Linked DNA regions of Mus musculus: region 1 is linked to region 2. A link is a loop called in an ENCODE intact Hi-C map of the cell type or tissue named here. Cell type or tissue: heart. All regions are shown on one strand. Each heading gives the region's core, and the rest is flanking DNA. Links, peaks and the distances in the headings are about the cores only.

Region 1 (10,359 bases), core at 2,235-7,234, 89 kb before region 2:
TTTGAATAGCTAGGCAATGATCTCTTGTCTATCTATCTGTCTGTCTACATATTCACTTATTTAGGTTTCTCTTTTTTTACATTAAATGTTTTTATATGTATGAATGTCTTGCCTGCTTGTACATCCATGCACCACTTGCGTGCCTTGTGCCCACAGGTAAGGGAGCAGAGGAGGGCATGGGATGCCCTGGAACTGGAGTTACAGAGGGTTGTGAGCTGTTATGTGAGCACTTGAGAGTCGAACTGGGGACCTTGGAACTTTGAAGAGCAGCCAGTGCTCTCTGAGGCAGAACTCTCTCTTCAGCTCCTCTTACCTAGGTCTTCCAATACAAGATCCTGGGAAGACCAGCCATATCCTGTCCTGCTTCGAGTCAAGATCAGCCTAGATCAGGTATGTTCCCAGGGGTGCAGCCGTAGATTGTTCAAGTTTTCTGAGACAAAGTCTCATGTACCCCAGGCTGGCCTCTAGCTCCCTATGTAGCCAAGGCTGCCCTTGAAGACTTGCTCCTCTTATCTATGGAGTGCTGGGATCACAGGCATGCGCCTCCACAGCCAACATAGTCCCTGATGTCTTTCTTGCTCTTTTTGAACTGTTTGACATGGGAGCAAGTCACTTTCCATTTTCCAGTGTCCCCTCTGTAGATATAGACCTCTCTAGCCAGATGTGGTGGCACATGCCTTTAATCCCAGCTCTTTGGAGGCAGTAAGGTGGACCTCTGTGAGTTCCAGGCCAGCCTGGTCTACAGAGTGAGTTCCAGGATTGGCAGGACTATGTAGAGAGACCCCATCTCAAAAAAACAAACAAACAAACAAAAAAAACCATGAGGGGCATGGTGGCACACACCTTTAATCCCAGCACTTGGGAGGCAGAGGCAGGCAGATTTCTGAGTTTGAGGCCAGCCTGGTCTACAAAGTGAGTTCCAGGACAGCCAGGGATACACAGAGAAACCCTGTCTCAAAAAAAACCAATAAATAAATAAATAAGTAAATAAATAAGTAAACAAACAAACAATTTTAAAAGGTACCTCTGTCAACTGGGGAGGACAAAGAAGGTCACACATGGAAATGACAGGTTTGGGAGAGATCCCTGTGGCAAGTTCCCAGCAAAGGCCCAGTGGCAGAACTTCCCACAGTCTATCACACTTCCTTCTGGGGCAAGGATGGACAAGGGGTACACCATATTCCCCTTTGGAATTCAGAAAATGAGCCACCTTGTGTACAGTGGCACTTCTGCAAACTCTAAGCCTAGCAAGGCCTGTTCTAGGGCACATTCGTGAGACGCTCTTGCAATGCCGTGTACGGGACTGGTAGAGACCCGTTCAGCCAGGTGTGCACACCTTTAATCCTGGCACTCAGGAGGCAGAGACAAATGGATCTCTGTGAGTTCGAGGTCAGGCTGGTCTACAGGATGAGTTCCTGGACAGCCATGGCTACCCAGAGATACCCTGTTTCAAAAACCGAAGGAAAAAAAGAGAGAAAGAAAAGAAACTCTTCAGCAAGGTGTGCTGCCACCGTCTGTCATCCCAGCACTTGGACGGTGGAGGCAGGAAGATCAGGAGTTCAAAGCCATCCTGGGCTATAGGAGACTGAAAAGCCAAACCAACCAACCAACCAACCAACCAAGAACAATTGTTCATGATGGCCTCAAAAAGGAAATACAAACACCACTGACAGGAGATACAGAAGTGCAGAAAGTTCAAGCACTTTATAGAGCGTAGGAAACAAATGGAGGCCGGAAGTATGGCTTACTGTGCTAGTGGAACACAGTACGAAAGGCCAGTCCAGGAGTTCATATGATAGGGGTCCTTCTCATGTAGTCCAAAAACCAACCAGAATTGCTATGTGTTTAGGCACAATATTAGGCTGAATCATACAACATTGCTGTTATTTGGGCTACTTTGATCTAAAAATAAAAAAGTAGCAAGTTCATTTTCTCCAGCCTATTTCATAAAACAAAAAACAAGACTCAGTGGGGCAGATGAGATGGTTCAGTGGGTGATGGTGCTTGCAGCCTGATGTCCTGAGTTCCAATCACTGAAGGAGAGAGCCATAGAAGTTGTCCTTGGACTGCCACAAGAGCTTCATGGCATAGCCCCTAAATGAATAAATCAATGGGTGAGTGAGTTTTAGTGGTGGTGGCTTAAACCTTTTAAGTTGTTTTTAATTTTGTGTCTCTTGTGAATGCAGGTGCCCACTGAAGCCAGATGTGTTAGAATCCCCTGGAGCTGGAGGTACGGGCAATGGTGAGCTGCCTGATGTGGGTGCTGGGAATCAAACTCAGGTCCTCTGGAAGAACAGTGTATGCTCTTAGTTCAGCTATCTCTCCAGTCACTGCTGTTGTTCGGAGACAGGGTCTTGCTATGTAATCCTGGCTATCCTCAAACACTCAGAGACCTACCTGCCTCTGCCTCCCAAGTATTGGGATTCAAAGTGGACATCACCACACCCAGGTAAATCAATATTTTTTCAAATGAGAATGATAACTGAGTAGGGGGCACATACCTATAATCCCAATACTCAGGAGGCTAAGGCAGGAGGATCATGGGTTTATGGTCAGTCTCAGCTATTTAGTGAGATTCTGTCTCAGACAAGCAGGGTGTGATCTCATTTCACCCACAGAGTGTTTGTTTTGTTTTCCTGTTGTTGTGATTTAAACAACACAAAGCAGGGGACTGAGAAAAGCAACTTGTGAGAGAAAGGGTTTATTTTGGCTTAAAGTTCCAGGGTTTGGCCCATCATAGTGAAGCTATGGAAGCAGCCTGAGACAGGTGGTCACATCATAGCCACCAGAAGCAGAGAGCAATGAATGCACGGTCAGGGTCCCAGCCAGGGAATGGGGTCGCCCTTGGTGGACGACAGGTCTTCCCATGTCAGTTAACCTGACCTCTAGCTGGTCTCTCACAGTCTCCTAGGCGATTCTAGATCTTATCGAACTGACAATTGAGATTAACTATCACAAGTGTTCATTGTTCATTGTGACATTTTTCACCATTACCAGACAACCCAAGAGTTCAATGAGAGATGACTGGGTAAGCAATATATATATATAAATATTGTTTAGCCATAAAAAGGAAGACATTTTTTGTTTTACACCATGTCACACCATAGACGAACCTTGCAGACATGTATGTTAAGTGAAATAAGGCATATAAGAAAGGAAAAAGACTGCATGTTTTCACAAATAGGAAATATTACTGTCTGTGTATATAGCTTAGTGGTAGAGTGTCTGTCCTTGGTGCATCAGGCCCTAACTTCAATCCCCAGTACTGCCTAAAATAAAATGAGTATGTAACATATTAAGACTAGTTAAATTCACAGAGGCAAAAAGAGTGGACTCAGTGCTAGACTGGAGATCATGGATAGCCATGGCTTCCTAGGTACACAGTTCTTGTTGGAGTGATGAAAACATTTTTGAAAAGAGGTTGTATAGTACTATAAATGGAGTTATTGCAGTTAAAGTGATACTTCAAAGTGTTTTAAGGGGCCAGGGTGATGGATCAGGGTGACAGCACTTGTTGCACAAGCCTGAGTGCTTTAGTTCAAATCTCCTCTTCTGGCCTCTGTGTGCACACAGGCCTGTTTCCTAGGTGATATAGTTCTACACTCCAGCACGCTACACACACACACACACACACACACACATGCACACCACACTACACACACAAACACACACACATACACACATGCACACCACACACACACATGTACACCACACTACACACACACATGCACACCACACTACACACACAAACACGCACACATACACACATGCACACCACACACACACACACACACACACACACACACACACACGACAAAATAACTTAAAAGCCGGGTATGCAGAAAGCTGGGGACAGGGATTTCAAGTCTGAGGGCAGACTTGAATCTCTAGCTCCATGGTGAGTTTGAATCCAGCCTGAGCTATGCAATGGGACCCTGTGCCAAAAAACATAAAAAAATGAGAATAAACAAACAAAAATAAAATAATAAGTACAATTTTTGTTTTTTTTTGTTTTTTAAAGATTTATTTATGCATAAGTACACTGTAGCTGACTTCAGATGCACCAGAAGAGGGCATCAGATCCCATTACAGATGGTTGTGAGCCACCATGTGGTTGCTGGGATTTGAACTCAGGACCTTCAGAAGAACATTCAGTGCTCTTACCCTCTGAGCCATCTCAGTCCTTGTTTTGTTTTTTGAGACAAGGTTTCTCTGTGTAGCTCTGTCTGTCCTGAAACTTGCTCTGTAGACCAGTCCCGAGTGCTGTGATTAAAGGTGTGCACCCCACCCCACAATGCCCAGCCAAGAATATGCTCAATTTTCACTTCTCGTTAAAGCAAACAAAACAAAAGATGGCATTCTGAAAGCACAACAGAGTAGCTCACTGGCCTAGAGTCCAAGAAGACAGAGAGGGGAACAGGTTTCTGGGGTGAAGGATCCAGGTTAACACCCCTTCTCCTTGAGTGGTTTTTACAAGTTTGTTTGTTTGTTTGTTTGTTTGTTTGTTTGTTTGTTTGTTTGTTTAGGAGACAGAATCTTATATAACCCAGGCTGGCCTCAAACTCTCTAATTGCCTGAAGATGACATTGAACCCCTGGTTCCCCTCCCTCCCCTCCAGCCCCAAGACCTGCCTGATTTATCCTGTGCTGGGATAGAAACTAGGACTTCATGCATGCCGGTGAGCACTCTACCAATCGAGCTACATCCCTAACAGAAAACATTTTTCTGTTTTAGTTAAAAGCTTTTTTTTTTCTTCTTCTGGTATTAGCGCTAAAACTCGGGGCCTTGCACATGGTAGGTAAGCGTTCTACACTCCAGCACTGAAATGGCTTTTCTTCTTTCTCCAAGCCCAGAGCATGCTGGGGACACCCTCTACCCACCGGGTCACTCCTGTCCCGTGTCACAGCCTGGCCCTGGCTTTGTAAGCAGTACCTCTTGACCTTATGCCCGATAGCTTTGACATCAGTCCTCTGTTTTTGCCATTGTTGCTCTGCTATGTTTGATTATACTTTTCCAGTCACCTTCTCTGGTCTCTACTTCAGGCTTCTGGGTCCGTGGTCTTCTGCAAGAAGAGAGGTGTATCAAAGATCATCTAGATCTTTGACGCCTGCAACTGGATGGACAGAGAGCTTGGGGGTGTAACGATGTTAAATTAACTTAGGTTGGACCTGTTGGGTTTCAGGGTCGTGAAGCAGTCACACACATTACAACTGTACACACGGATGGCTGTTTTGAAACTGACACACAGCCACTTTGGGGCTCAGGGGACTGTAGATGGGCGCCATAATCAGGTTCTGTTAGCCTCACTGCATCCTTCGCTTGAGGGCTGCCTGCCTTGGTGTATTCTCCCATAGGAGCACTAGGGGGCAGCACACAACAGTGGAAATGCCCAGAGTTGGCTCACGGACTCTGAGTTGGCATTCTGGGTGCGCACCAATCCACACGCTGTGTGAATATAGACTTTGAACTAATGTACTTTTCATAGAAGAGGGGCTCAGCTTCGGCTAAGATAGCACTTTTTTTTTTACAGGATGAACTCGGAAGCCAGAGGCTTTGGACTGTGCACAACTCTATTACTTACTGGGTTTGTGAATTTGGTTAGGCCACAGAACCTTTCCGTGCCTCTGAAATATCTGTAAAGTAGTGGGTGGCGGCACAGGAGCCTTTCCCTGATCACGGCTTCATTTTCTTTCTTTTTTTTTAATTAATTTCTTTTTTTTAAAGATTTATTTATTTATTTATTATATGTAAGTACACTGTAGCTGTCTTCAGACACTCCAGAAGAGGGAGTCAGATCTCGTGATTGGATGGTTGTGAGCCACCATGTGGTTGCTGGAATTTGAACTCCTGACCTTTGGAAGAGCAGTCGGGTGCTCTTACCCACTGAGCCATCTCACCAACCCCCACGGCTTCATTTTCTACAGTTTCAGTTACCGGTGGCCAACTATGGCATTACAGAGACATTTCAGAAACAAAGACCAGTGTAGTGCCTTACACTTGAATCCCAGAATATCCATCCAAGAGGCAGAAGCAGGCAGATTGCTGCCAGGTTGAGCCCAGTCTGGTCTTCATCATTCCCGATCAGGCAGGGTTAAATAATGAGAAGTGTCCCAGAAAATAAAACACACACACACACACAGTCAAAACAAACAAAACCAAAATAAATTCTAGAAATAAACATTCCATGAGTTGTATTTTATTTTATATATACTTTTTTTAAATGTTGGGACTGGAGCGATGATTCTGTGGTTCAGAGCACTGGTTGCTCTTGCAGAGGATTGGGGTTCAGTTCTCAGCACCCCACATGGCAGCTTACAAATATTCATAACTCCAATTCCAGGGAACTTGGTACCTTATTTTAACCTTCACAGGCACAATGCATACATGTGGAACAAATACATACATACGTGTGGGCAAAACATGCATACACATAAAACTAAATAAATAGTTTTAAGGGCTGCAGAGATGGTTTAGTAGTTACGGGCACTGGCTGCTGTTTCAGAGGACCCATGTTTAATTCCCAGGGCCCACATGACTGTTCACAACTGTAACTCCAAAGCCTTCTTCTGGCCTCTGTTGGGCATCTGTACACAGATGTACATGTATGTAAGCAAAACACCAAACACCTAAATAAAATCTAAAAAATAAAAAACATTTTTAAAGATTTTTTGTTGTTGTTGTTGTTTTTGAGACAGGGTTTCTCTGTGTAGCCCTGGCTGTCCTGGAACTCACTTTGTAGACCAGGCTGGCCTCAAACTCAGAAATCTGCCTGCCTCTGTCTCCCGAGTGCTGGGATCAAAGGTATGCGCCACCACGCCGGGCTTTAGAGATTTTTTTTTAATTAAATTGTGTGTGTGTGTGTGCGTGTGCATGTGTGAATGCAGGTGTCTGTGGAGTCTAGAAGAGAGCACTGCATACACTAGAACCTGACTTACCGCTGGTTTTGAGTCGCTAACCAGCATAGGTGCTGGGAACTGAGCTCTAGTTCTCTGCAAGGGCACTACCTCCCCTCAACCACGGAGCCATCTCTCCAGTCAATCCATACGTTTAAGTTAGGTGCTGTTTCCAGTAGCATGCTGAGGTGTGTCCCACCCTCTGCTTTGTGCTGGCCCTTCGGCCCTGTGTGTATGCTGCCCTCTCCTGAGTCACCGAGCAGCCGCTCAGATCAACTGTCCCCACCCTGCAGAGCTTGTGCTGAAGTAGTTAGTTCTTCTTTTACTTACTTGCAAGGTAGAAGCAGGGCAGTGCAGTCCATCCAGGCAGGCCAGGCAGAAGCTGCCAAGGAAAAAGGTCTGTTCTCGCTAGCCTGCATAACAGACACACAATCCAGGTATTTTATTCACAAGCTGTAAGCCCAGATTGGGCAGATTGGAGCTATTCTGACTTACATCTCAGCCATATGCTCCTAGTTACTTGCTGTTTCTCCTGGCCGTGTGCTCACGGTCCATCTCCTCTCATGGTGGCTTCCTCCTCTCTTCCCCATCTCTCCACCTCTCTACTTGTGACCCCCACCATCCAGTAACTGAAAACCCACCTACCTCTCACTATCTATTGCCCAATCACAGACTTTAGCCTTTTATTGGCCAATTAACTTGGGGAGCAAGGTTACATAGCATCACTTGGTATACATGAGGATCTCCTCCCTCACTGGGGGCAACCAGATCTTGGGGTCTGGCCAGTATTTAGCACTTGAATACAGAGCAGCAGCAGACCAACCACAACAAAGGTGAGAGTTCTAAAGAAGAAAAATGAAAACTGGGGATGGTGGTATACATTTGTAGTTTCAACACTAGGGAAGCTGAGGCAGGTGGATCTCCGAGACTTTGAGGCCAGCCTGGTCTACAAAGTGAGTTCCAGGTCAGCCAGGGCTTCAGAGGGAGACCCTGTCCCATCATCTTTCCGCCACAAAAAAAGATGTGAGTGTGCTGCTTCCTGCTCCAGATGCCATGCCTGCCGTGTTCTGCCATGCTTGACTATGGCTGTGGACTTGCCCTGCAACTCCTTACTCTAGAATAGAGTCTCCCTGCCATGAGTGGCTTTTGGTCAAGGTGTCTTATCACAGAAGTGGCTAATACAACCTTCCTTTGCAGATACAAGGTTTCGCATATCCCGGGCTGACCTTCAAGGTCACTGTGCAGCTGAGAATGACCTTGACCTTCTGAGCTGCTTCCCTCCATCTCTAGAGTGCTGGGATTACAAGTGTGTACGTGGACTCCTGGTCTATATAGTTGCTAGGGATCAAATTGGTTGGCTTACATTTTTTCAAAACCTACTTTAAAAACAATTGTTTATTGTATATATGTGTACACTATTATCTATGAGAAAATGTAGCTGTCTTCAGACACACCAGAAGAGGGCATCAGACCCCATTATAGATGGCTGTGTGCCACCATGTGGTTGCTGGGAATTAAACTCTGGACCTCTTGGAAGAGCAGTCAGTGCTCTTAACTGCTGAGCCATCTTTCCAGCCCCCAGCTCTGATTTTCCTCTGACACACTCCGCTTTCCATCCGTTCTGAAGGTTCAAATTCATGCTTCGTGCTTGCATGAGGAGTGTTTTATCCACTGAACTGTCTCCCTGGCCTCAGTCCTGCTTTCTTAATAATCTTGTAACCGGGGGCTGGAGAGATGGCTCAACGGTTAAGATCACTGACTGCTCTTCCGAAGGTCCTGAGTTCAAATCCCAGCAACCACATGATGGCTCACAACCATCCGTAATGAGATCTGACGCCCTCTTCTGGTGTGTCTGAAGACAGCTACAGTGTACTTAGATATAATAATAAATCTTTAAAAAAATGCACACACCTAAGTACAGTGTACTTAGATATAATAATAAATCTTTTTAAAAAAATGCACACACCTACAGTCCCCGCACTTGGGAGGTAGAGACAGTCAGATTGCTGGGAATTTGAGGTCTGCCTGGTTTACAGAGTAAATTCTAGGCAGCCAGGGCTACAGAATAGGACCCTGCATAATTAAAAATAACAAAACAACAAAAAGACAAAACAAAAGAAAGGAAAGAAGGAAGGGGGAGAGAGAGAGAGGGAGAGAGAGAGAGAGAAAGAAAGTAAGTTTTCCCTGAGTTATTTTGCCTGACCAATCCCATGGGTATACCAAGGGGCTCCTAGACACAGCATTTTACCCCAGCCAACAGAAGCCCTTAGGTACAATTCCCAGCCTTGTCTTATTCTTTCCCAGGGTCTTCTATCACCCATGGCTACCATGGCAAGCCTGTAGCCACATAAGCAAGGAGCCAAATGGAGGGAAGTGAACGGAGTATGGTCTCTGCTCCCCTGTCACGACAGAGTCTGAATCAGCATCAGATGTCAAGAAAAGCTGGCTCAGCCAGTCTCCGAGGAGGCAGCAAATGCCAGACCCAAAAGCAGATGGCAGGGGTAGAGCTGTGGGCTGGCACCGTCACCAACTGCCTGTCGAAGCACTTCAGGCAGATGGCAGGGTCTAGAATGTAGAAGCCGATCCAGTATCGCTGGCCAAAGGACCAGAGTTGTGTCTTATTGATGCTGGGTCCTTACAGGGTACATGTAAGAAAAGATAAGAAGAGTAATTAGGGGACACACAGAGGGATTGTGGGTATGGATCCCAGCAGCCATGATAGTTGGCGAGGACAGAGTGAAGTTTGAGAGCCCCGGGCAACAGAAAGGCTTATAAGGCCAGACATGGTTTGTCTTGCTGGGCAGCTTGGAGCTAAAGGAATGGACTTTTCTAGGCTCTCAATTTGTCTCTCAGTCACATGAGGTGTCAGGTTCAAAGTCACCTCTAGGAGGCTCCTCATGACAGTGCTCACAGGACAGCAGTCAGTGCTCTCTACAAGCCACTTTGGCCCTTGCTGTGGTTTTGCTCCTAGCCCAGGAGCCAGCAGTGCTTGACAGCTTAGGGCTATCAAGCAAAGTAGCACTTTGTATAGACTGAGTCCTGGGAGGAGGAGGAGGAGGTGGTGGTGGCAGCCTCTGTATGCGCATGTGTGTGTTTCTGCTATGTGAACTTTGCTTGGGGAGATGAACAAATGTGTACTTATTCAAAGGAGACAGTAGAGCCTGGTAAACCAGTGAGCTTAATGAGGGGTGCTTATAGGAGTAACCGTTGTGAAGGGTTATTTATGGGAATAGGGAGACTTACAAGCCACTATGCCACGGAAGAAAATGACTATCTTCAGGGGGAGGCAGGGCCTCACAAATCCCCCTCCTCTTCGTGAAGGAGCGGTAATGGCTTCAGGCTTGGGCAGGGCTCTGGCAGATACTCACAGCCGCCGGGTGCTCAAGAAGGCCACATCAAGCTTTGGGAACAGTTTTCTACAAGTTGTGTTTTGTGATTCTTGGTTTTAGAGACATGGGCTCACTAG
Region 2 (10,359 bases), core at 2,980-7,979:
GGAGTGACTCTGAACCTCTGAACCTGTAAGCCAGCCCTGATTAATGTTTTCCTTTATAAGAGTTGCCTTGGTCATGGTGTCTCTTCAGAGCAGTAGAACCTTGACCAAGAAAATCCCCAAATGCTGACCTCACTGTCACCTCTGGGCTCTGCCCACACCCCTTCTATTTGTCACATTATAACCCAAGGGGTCATCAGTTATCATGACAAAGTTCTAAGCATCAGGCTAGCCCATCACTTTACTGACATGATGGCAATGGGCCCTGTAGGCTCAGATTTTTTTCAAAACCTACTTTTAATAAGGATTCTTAAATACTTTAACCTCCCTTCTAGCTCACTACCCACCTGAGATAGTGAAAAAGAAAGGTTACTAGGATACGGGATACGTGGACTTGTTTAGAAACAGTTCTTTGGAGCAAACCCAATCTGCATCATCAGGAAATCAGCAGTTGAGCACAAATCAGCTTTGGCAACTCGATCCAGAAGAAGCCAAGAGGCTCTGCTGTTTAGCGGTAGTTCCTTGGGGGGCAATTTCAATCTTCAATTGTCAGGATACCAGGAGTTCAGTTCAGTCATGTCAGGACAGCAAACTTGAGTCAGCAGTGGTAGCTTGATTCAGCAGAAACAGCCAGCCCTCCGCCAGATCCGCAGGAGTCAGCAGGAGTGATCAGTGAAGATGGGAGACCAGAGAAACGCTGCAAAGCTAGCAGTTGCTGTCCATGAGTCCTATGTCACATGTCCTCCCACCAATCTTGCCTCAGCAAAACACCACATGAGTCCCTCTTAGCAAAACTCCACAGGTGTCTGTATCAGACATATCCAGAAACTTCCACTTCACTCTGTCCCCAAGTCCAAGGAAGCAGCAAGAAGCTGCCAGGACACCACCAGTTTTTGGTGCGTTTCTTTCTACGAAGTCACGACAAACAGTGACCAGTGAGGAAGGGCAAGGTGTACCAATACCATCCAGTGTTGTCCACTGCCTGTTGAGTTATATTTATATTCCTTAACACCATGCATCCTTTTACATGTCTGCTTTAGCAAAATTTTCTTTTATGAGGCCAAATCTTTTAAGTTCAGACTCCATTTTCGAGAAAGTGACCTAACTTTGAGCTCAGGTAAACTAACAGGCTGGTACCTAGCATTAGTTTCCAAGTTGCCTAGAACCGGAGCCTAGCTCCACTCTCTAGGCTAATCACCAACAAAACCAGTGTTTCCAGGTTACACCCTCAATAAGACCAGCCCCTCCAGGTTATTCCCCCAACAAACCTGCACCCCAGGTTACAAGTCCACCCCTGCCTATCGACCACCAGTGCAGAGGGGAACAGAAGTTTATGATCTGACTCCCAGCTCCAGCCAATTATGGTAAAGGCCGCAGCAGCTTTCCAATTAGATGCTTGCACATGTACTCCCTGCTTGCTGCTTACTATAAAGTTTGCCCTGATAGACATTCGAGGCTCCACCACCACCAAAACTGTCCTTCCTGACAGTGTTGTGTTGCAGGGGCCCGAGCTAGCTCGAATAGAATGAAGACCCTGCTGTGAGCTGCATCAGATTGGCTCCTGTCTATGTTTTGGGACATCACTGACATTTCCCTGGCACTACACTGTCACCTGTGTCTGCTTCAGCAAAACATGACTTCACACATCTGCTTCATCAACAAAACATCCTTTCACCTGTGTCTGCTTCAGGACACCATTCTTTCCTGTCGTCTTTAGCAAATCATCCTTTCACCTGTGGGCCCAGCAAAGCATCATTTGACGTAACCGACTTTCCAAAGAAACCAGAAGTTTCCGCTTCAGGGCCCGGTGAGTGGGATGTTGTGTCTACATTAGGAATGTTTGCAAAAGGGAGTGGGCCAGAGGGATGGCTGACTGAGTTTGATCCTTAGGACCTACACGGTGGAAGGAGAGAACTGACTCCCGCAAGTTGTCCTCTGACCTCCACACGCACACACACCCATGCATGCAACGTAAATAAAAACACAGTATAACTAGTAAAAAAAAAATCAATAAAAGAAGGAGAGCAAGTCTCACCAAAAAATTCGGGGGCGGTCATGTCAGTGAGGCTTCTGGGGGACCCAGTGGTCCAGGGCCTGTCAAGATCTTGCCTCTGAGAGGAGAGGCAGGTGGCCAAATGTGTTACATGACCTTCGTTAAAGAAAAAGGCAAAGGGTGAGACTTCATGGGACTTGAGATTTGGGGTTCAGTACACACCACATCCACCTGTGCCCCTGAAGCCATTTCTATGAACTCTATAACAATGTGACTTGAGGAGTCTTGGGGAAGAGAGGCCCCAAGCAGGTGCTGGCAGCGGAGGATGCTGCCCAGACACGCGAGCAGGAGTGAGACGAGGCCATGGCACAGAGAGATGCTGGGTGGACAAGCTCCAATACTAGATTCGTGGTACTACAGACCCTCCGGGTGCTGTATTAAACCATGGCAGTGACTTGGCTCACACTGGACACGATGGGGGCCAAATGCCTGACTGTGGGACACCACGAGACCTCAGCAACCAGAACTGACCAGAGAGTATCTGACCTTCTCATAAAACCGGACACACATGCTGGCACTCTAGGATTAAACAGCAACTGCGACGTCAGGTCTGGACAAGCCCAGAAAGCACAGGAAACTGCACGAGCAGCTGCTTCAAATTCTCCTGGGGCCACACTCACTGCTGCAGCGATTCTCTCCGGCTCACACCTGAGTGTGTGTGTGTGTGTGTGTGTGTGTGTGAGGGGGCAGCATTATGTATATGCACATGTACTTAGGTGCCTGAGGCTAGAAAACAGTGTCAACATCCCTGGGGTTGGGGGTACCGGTATGGGTGCTGTGAACCAACCTCTCTGGTCTTCTGCAAGAAAAGGAAGAACACTTAATTGAGCCATATCTATAACATCCTCCTGCCCAGCGTGCAGAACCCTTGGTGATGGGGGCTGGAGAGATGGCGCAGTGGCTATGAGCACTGACTTCAGAGGTCTTGCTCTGGCCCATAGGTTCTTTATTTGTTTCTGATTATGGACGGTTGTGAGCCACCATGTGGTTGCCGGCTTTTAAACTTATGACCTCCGGAAGAACAGTCAGTGCTCTTAGCCACTGAGCCCTCTCACCAGCCCAAAAAATAATTCTTAAAACAAAACAAAACAACTTGGTGATTATATTAATTACAAAGGTATTTCAGACGATATTCAGGCTAATCTCCCTACCTTTTAAAAAACTTTCTGTGTGTCTGTGTGTCCGTATTAAATATGGGTGTGTGCAAGGAGGCCAGAGGCTCACACTGGGTGGTTTCCTTATCACCTTTTTATCACCTTCAAATTTTATGCTTCTTTTTTAATTAAAAAAAAAAAAGATTTATCTTTATTTGATGTTCATTGGTGTTTTGCCTGCATCTATGTCTGATGGAACCCCTGGACCTGGAGTTACAGACAGTTGTGAGCTGCTATGTGGGCTCTGGGAATTGAACCCTGGTCCTCTTGAAGAGCAGCCAGTGGTCTTAACTGCGGAGCCATCTCTGCAGTCCCTTAAAGCTTATCTTCATATTGATATTTATTCAGATTTTTAAAATTATAGTTAGTACATCCTTGTGTGTGCGTGCACATGCATGCCACAGGACACATTTCCTGATCTTCCTGTCTTGACCTCCCTTCAGCGAGATTACAGTAGCACACTTCTGGGCCAGCTCTTCGTGTGGATGCTGGGCTCTGGAACACAACAGAGGACTACTTGTTAGGAAATCAGTTCTCAATGGGGGTGACCTTAGCTGTGACTCACAGCACTGGGGACATGGAACCTGAAGAGGCCACTTCCTGTAGCCAGGCAGGAACCCCAGTGGAGCGATAGGGACACCAACCCACCCACAAAACTTTCAACCCACAATTTACAAGAACTGCAGGGAGGGGGGATGGAGCGGAGACTGAGGGAACGGCCAACCAGTCACTGGCCCAACTTGAGACCCATCCCATGGGCAAGCACCAATCCCTGACACTATTAATGATCCTCTGTTATACTTGTAGACAGGAGCCTAGCACGGCTGTCCTTTGAGAGCCCCCCCCACCCCCACCCCAGCAGCTGACTCAGATGGATGCAGAGACCACAGCCAAACAGTGGATGGAGCTCAGGGACTCCTTTGGAAGAATCGGTAGAAGGATTAGGTCCCCCAAGGGGACTGAAATTCCACAGGAAGACCAACACAGTCAACTAACCTGGACCCCTGGGGCTCTCAGAGACTGAACTACCAAAGAGCACACACATACACACACAGGCTGGACCTAGGCCTCCCTGCTCATATGTAGCAGATGTGCAGTTTGGTCTTCATGTGGGTCCTGAACAACTGAAGTGCGGGCAATCCCAAAAGCTGTTGCCTGTACGTAGGTAGGTAGATATGTTCTAGCTGGGCTGCCTGGTCTGGCCTCAGTGGGAGAGGATGAACCTAGCCTCACAGAGATGTGCCAGGGTGGGGGTATGCCCAGGGGGCCCCCACCTGCTAAAGAGGAGAAGGAGAGGGAGGACAGGGATAGGGTTGTGGAATTGGGGGTGGGGGTGGGGGACAGTGAGCAGAATGTAAAGTGAATAAATAAAAAGAAAGAAAATCAAATTTCTTCTTCCACCATGTGAGCCCCATGGATCAAACTCAAGCCATCAGGCTTGGTGACAAATGCCCTTACCACTAAGCCGTCACCAGTATTCTGCTTTTCGTTATTAGTTAGATTCTCACCATTCTTCACTATTAGGGTCTCACTCTGGCTGTCCTAGAACTCACTGTGTAGACCAGGCTGGCCTTACACTCAGGTCCTCCTGCCTCTGCCTCCCAAGTGCTGGGGTTAAGGGTGAGCCCCACCGCATCTCGCTCCCCCATGTCCACTTTCTGGGAGAGGGACTCTTGCTGAGCAGAGCTTGCTGACTCGGCTGAAATGGCTGCCTAGCAAGGCCCCGGGCGGGCTCCTGCCGTCATCTCTGCCTCCCCGGCACTGAGCCTACAGCAGCACCCCCCTAGGTCAGCTCTCACTGAATGCTGGGCCTCTGAACCCAAGCACGCACACTAACTAGTCAGGAGGCTTTAAAAGGAGAGGGCTCCGCAGGTGAAGCGCCTGCTGTTGCAAGTGTTAGGCCCTGAGCTCTGCTTTTAGTCCCTCGATTTGTGGTCATGCTGGATTCTGTATGTGGTTTCCCCAAAAGGCAGGAAGAGGGTCAAGGGCATCGGCTACAGGACAATCTGGTTGGGTTATCAGAAGGAAACTAAGCCCTCCTATTCAACGGGGACAGGCAGAAAGACGGGTTGGAATCAGGCAAGAATTATTTTATTGTATGTATATGTAAATGCCTGTATGCAGTTATGTGCATGTGTGTGCAGTGGTTAACCACTGAGCCATCCCAGTCAGGAAAATCTGAATGAAAATTCTAACCCACAGGGAGCAGTGCCATTATCTGTGGCCACAGCCATGGTGGGACAACACCTTCCAGAGGCACAGCCTTCACCCTTTCAGCTCTAAAGCTTTTTATTATTGCTATCTTTGAGATAGAGCGCCCATGGAACCCCCAGGTTGGCCCCAAAGAACCCTCCTACTTCTGCCTCCGAGGGGGACTGGGCAGAAGCCCTGTGCTCTTGCTGAGGAGTAGGGGTCACTGGTCCTCATCCAACATTGCCCATACCCTTTGAGTGTTCCAGCTGTTTCCTGCTGGGACATCAATACAGGAATGCACAGTGTGGTTCTCGCCTATAATTCTTTTGCCATGGCCCAATTCAGATATCCTAAGACAAGTCAGCTCTGAGTCCAGGTCCCAGGCTGGGCAGAGCCTCTTAGACAGTACTGAGACTTCACTGCCCTCTGGTGGTCTGGTACTGGAATTGCACCTCAGTTCCCATCTCTTCTTTATACAGGGACCCCTTCTTCCAACAGGGAAGTCTCTAATTCCCAGGTGAGGACACAGCTTAGAGACTTTGTACTGCCCTTAGACCCCCAACCATAAACTACAAGGTTTGTCCTTCCCTCCTACGTTACTGAGTCAGACACGCTGGCTCATTAAACATCGACCTAATTAAGGAAAATGGAGGAATTCCAAAGGAGGGATGTCCCATAGTGGGCTTTCTCAGGCCTGCACGTGTTAGGACTGTTATATTTGGATGTATCTGATCCCTTCTCCGACTGGCCTCTGCAGGTGGCAGTTGGGCATGCCATAGTCAGGAGTCTTCCTGACAGCACCTGCCTACTATGCTCACCATTCACAAACTAGGGGTTTTCCGACTGTGTGACCACCGAGGCTTTTTAGCACCAAGCTGCGGCCCCAGCACATGGAGAGACATATCACAGTGTAACTCCAGCATCTGCACACTGGACCACACAGCAGCTGGTGGTAACAATGTTTCTGTTTCAGTCTTTGAGTTGAGTTCCTCTGACGCCCTCCTTCCTGAAGTCCCCCAGGCCCAGGAAGCAGCCCTGGACTCTTATCAAAAACTCACATTGATTTATTAGAATATGAAAAAGGTTCAGTTTCCTTTGTACAGGCGGCAGAGCGGCAGCAGCTGCGGTGGCTTTGTACATGGTTGTCGATGTCACCCTGCCTGGCAACTCCTGCCCAAAACAGCACTTGCATGGAGAGGAGACAGCTGGGCCATGCACCCATGGCCCCATCCCCTGGGAGGGACCCTCTGACTATTATTGCACGATCCTGGGGAGGGAGTGCCCAGGGGTTGGGCAGATACCCATGGGCTTGGCCCCAGCCATGGTGGCGGTAGGGAGTGTGTGCCTGTGAGCAAAGGCCTCTAGGGGGTCCAGTACTTTCTACTCTACAGAATGCAGGAAAGAGAGTGGTCCAGATAAGGGGTGGTGGTAGAACTGGCCAACAGAAGTAAAAGCAGGCCCAAGAGCAAAGGAGGTACCAGGAGGCCCCCTGCTGGTGAGCTTGAGTCATGACAGGTTGGGCCACATCAGAATCGGTGCTGTGGGCAAGGGCCCCCAGCAGCAGAGGTTCCATTTAAGGGACGGTGTTAGACACGAGGAAGGACGAGGGGGAAAGGGCAGAGCTCTGACTGGCATGGGGGACTCAAAGGGTCTGAAAACAAGAGTGCCTCTGTGCAAACAGAATCATACTTACAGTGAGGTGCAAATAAGCCAAGTGTAAGTAGAGGACACTTTCCAGCGCCTCGGACAGTCCCTCCCGTGTAAGCCCCACTAAGGCCCAGTGGTCCTCATCACCCCAATCATGTCACTGTCGAATGTGCCCCAGCGCCCAGCAGAGAAGCTCAGAGACGCCCTCAGCCCGCAGCTCTGAGTAAGGACAGCTCGGGTGGTGGCCAGAGCACCGAGGCTAGCGGGAGAACCGTGGCGCTGCCGTGGGCAGCTCTGCTATGGGTCACGGGTCTGTTTCCCAGCCACAGGCCTGCTGTCCTCTGATACAGGGGCCCAGTCACGGCCACGGAAGGCTCAGCTCCCTCCTTTCCTGCTGGGACCACAGTGGAGCCAGTGGCTCTTTGGTTAGAAATGATGATCAAGGATGGAGAGTTGGTCTGGATGAGGAGGGGCTGGAGGGAAGGAGGGCCTTGAGGAGCCCTGGTTCCACTATGGGAGAGCCTGGATCTAGAGATGGGGCGGGGCCTGCCTCAGCAGCCCAGCCGTCCGCCAAATGGATGGATTGGGAAGGCAGTTCTGTAGGAGAGGACCCTTCCCAGGAGGCAGGGGCAAGCCGTGCTGCAGTGGGGGCTGTGGGCCCAGCTGCCATGCGGAGGAAGGGGGCAGAGCCAATCCAGGTCAGGAGACAAGAGGAGCGCCCAGCCCCCACTCTCGTGGGAGAGTCTGTGGGACACCCACTAGCCTGGCTCTACTGTCCTTTGGGGATGAAAGGCTCTCCCTCCCCAGGCTCAGGGTGGGGGCCTGGGTCACTGAGGCAGCGTTGTATTCTCTGGGAGCTGGGGCTGTCACTTGATCCAGGGGTGAAGACGTCGTCGGTGCCTGGGGATGAGGGCTCCTTGCTCCGAATCATGATGATGCCGTCCTCATCTTCCTCCTCCTCCTCCGGAGTCACCCTGGGACCCCGGTTTAGCCCTAGGACCTTGCCCTTCAACTCCTCGTTCACCAGGTCCACAGACTCAGGGGACTGTGGGGAGGCCGGGTCAATGGTGATGACAGGCAGGTCTGCCTTGGGTTCATAGGCCAGTGGGTCTGTGGATTGAGAGCATAGACAGGTTCTGTCCCTGAGCCCTGATGGGATGGCCACACCTCAACAGCCCTCAGCCTGTGCTAGTGTCCCTCAGACCTTCCAATGAAGGCAATCATGTCTCTGGGATCCACAGTTTCCTGAGTGACCGCTCTGTTACCAGATGCTCTTCCCCCTGGACAAGGACTCCCACTGCCTCTCCATCCCTGCCATGGTGCTCTGTGTCACAGCTCCATCACAGTCCCCATCCTGAACCCAGGCAGTCCCTTTGTGCCCGGGTTTGACAGGTAGGCTATGCTGCCCTCTCTGTTAACACACCCAGCCCTCTAGATACAAATGAAGCTCCTGGGGAAAAACTAACTTCCCGTTGCCTCTCTGAGGCCTGTCCCGCCTGAGGGCCCTTCTTTAGCTCTTTACCTGAGCCTATGCGGGCCCGAGACAGGGTGGGCGAGTCCAGCTTGTGGGCCGGTACTGTCAGGTAGTTGGTGATCTGACAGAGAGAGAGGACAGGTTGAGTGGACGGTGGGCTGGCAGAAGTCCTCTGCCAGACACGCAGGCAGCAGGCTCTCACTGAGAGTGTGCTGGCCACCCACACCGGCGCTTCAGGGCCTTCCAGGGCCTTGTCCCAGGCTCCCAGAAAGCCGTGCTAGCTTTCTGAGAATCTCAGACACATCGATTCTTCTCTAGCTTTGCCTCCACCCCACACCTGATCCCCAAGGTTTCAGATTAAAACAAAAATAGAACAATAACAATAAAAACAAAAACCAACCCAGGCAGCATACCTAAGTCCTGTGCACCCTGGGTGTCGCAAACCCAGCGCACCGAGACTGAGCTCAGCGCCTTGCTTTTCAGCACACGGTGCTCCTTCTTGGCCACGCTGGACCTCTACCTCCCCAGTGGCCCCACTTCAAACTGGTAACCCAGTCACCACGTCTTACTAGTGTCCCTTCCTGTGTCCCTCACGCTCACTCCTTTCTCTTTCCCCGACAGTCACTCCTCTAGGATAAAGCCCAAACTCTTACCCCGTTAACAAACCTCCCTGTCTGTTTCTAAAGTAGCTCGGTGCGTGCCCGAAGAGGAGCTGGACAGAGCCCGGCAACGCACCTTCTGCTCCAGCTGCCGGGCCTTCTGCCTCCGGAGCAGCATCTGGTTCCAGGCTTCCTCGTAGGGGTCGGCCACCAGCGTGTGTCTGTTATAGGACCGCAGCTGAGGGGGGAACAGCCATCAGAGCAGGAGAGGGCTCAGAATCCAGGCTGGGAGGCCAGAGCCAGAGAGGCTCTGGCGGTGTGGGAGGCAGGAGAAGGGCGGAGGAGGTGCCGAGGGTGCACACAGGAGAGAAGCTAAGGAGGGCCAGGCTGAGACGGGACCTCACCCGTTGCCGGGTTTTCTGCAGATTGCTCCTCAAGATTTTGCGGATCTCTTCCTCCTTGTCCTTGGACAGTGCTGGCAAGATGCGGTCTGAAGTCACAGCCTTGGGGTGGATGTTCCTGGGACAACAGAACACAGGTTAGGTCTCTCTTTGACAGCACAAGGCCATGCTGGGGTCAAAAGCCCAGGGGTGGGTTGCCAATGTCCCAAGTCCTTAGAATGGCCGCAAGGACCTCAAGCCCAACTTGACCAGCTAGGCAACAGCGTAGCCCTGGAGTCCATCTCAGGCTAGGCTGAGGGAGCTAGCATGGGGTAGAGATGCTGCCCAGATCTGCCAGTGGTACTCACTGCATAGAGACAGTGGAGACAGCAGATGGGATCTTGCCCATGCCTCCGCTCTCCACCAGCTCAATGGCCTGCTTCATCTCCATCTTGTGGTAGAAGGCAATGAGCTGGGGCTCTTTGGAGCGCTCTCCTGCTATCAGGCACTTCTTCACATACTTCTTATTAAAACGGTTGAGCCTGTGGGACGAGGGAGACGGAGGGGGCTAGTTCCTAGGCACGAGGACGTTCCCCAAGGACCCTTAAATGTCCTTCCCACCCTCCTGCCCACCAGACCTTCACCTACTTGTCCTTCCAGTGATGGTGGCCATAATGACCACAGATGTCCTCGATGCCTGTCAGAAGGTGGTCCAGGAACTGAAATGGGCCCAGGGCCAGGTCAAGCCTTACTGCTGGCCTCCTTCCCCACTCCACCCACCTTTTCCCCAACTATGGCTCCGCTTAGCCTGCCCCCTACAGTTCCAGGAAGAGCCAGGAGGTGGCGCCTTCCCGTTACTCCT

What was found. Hi-C counts contacts between places; a loop is a spot of excess contacts. Peaks named below come from ENCODE experiments on the same cell type or tissue, not always from the same donor. Only the 100,000 strongest peaks of a DNase experiment are listed, where the experiment ranks them.
Region 1: a loop joins it to region 2, with 8 times the contacts of the local background. A loop is called at or near these places in 14 of 42 quality-filtered maps.

What each region holds. Positions count from the first base shown.
Region 1 is chr4:133,508,220-133,518,578 of GRCm38, reverse strand. It overlaps Gm42323 (predicted gene, 42323), which reads left to right. Exons shown (of 3, transcript NM_001378703.1): 2 at 318-390; 3 at 4,527-5,705. The coding sequence ends at 4,655. Among named protein-coding and RNA genes, the nearest start is that of Kdf1, 5.6 kb to the left of the region's middle. In heart, for the core only: a CTCF peak has its summit at 5,357 (motif pointing right); a DNase peak (open chromatin) is centred at 5,378.
Region 2 is chr4:133,419,782-133,430,140 of GRCm38, reverse strand. It overlaps Slc9a1 (solute carrier family 9 (sodium/hydrogen exchanger), member 1), which reads right to left. Exons shown (of 12, transcript NM_016981.3): 7 at 10,146-10,216; 8 at 9,866-10,039; 9 at 9,522-9,636; 10 at 9,254-9,355; 11 at 8,567-8,639; 12 at 6,439-8,154. The coding sequence ends at 7,814. Among named protein-coding and RNA genes, the nearest start is that of 1700091J24Rik, 9.9 kb to the left of the region's middle. In heart, for the core only: CTCF peaks have their summits at 5,830 (motif pointing left), 6,688 and 6,890 (motif pointing left); DNase peaks (open chromatin) are centred at 5,830, 6,810, 7,380 and 7,960; H3K27ac peaks cover 333 bases.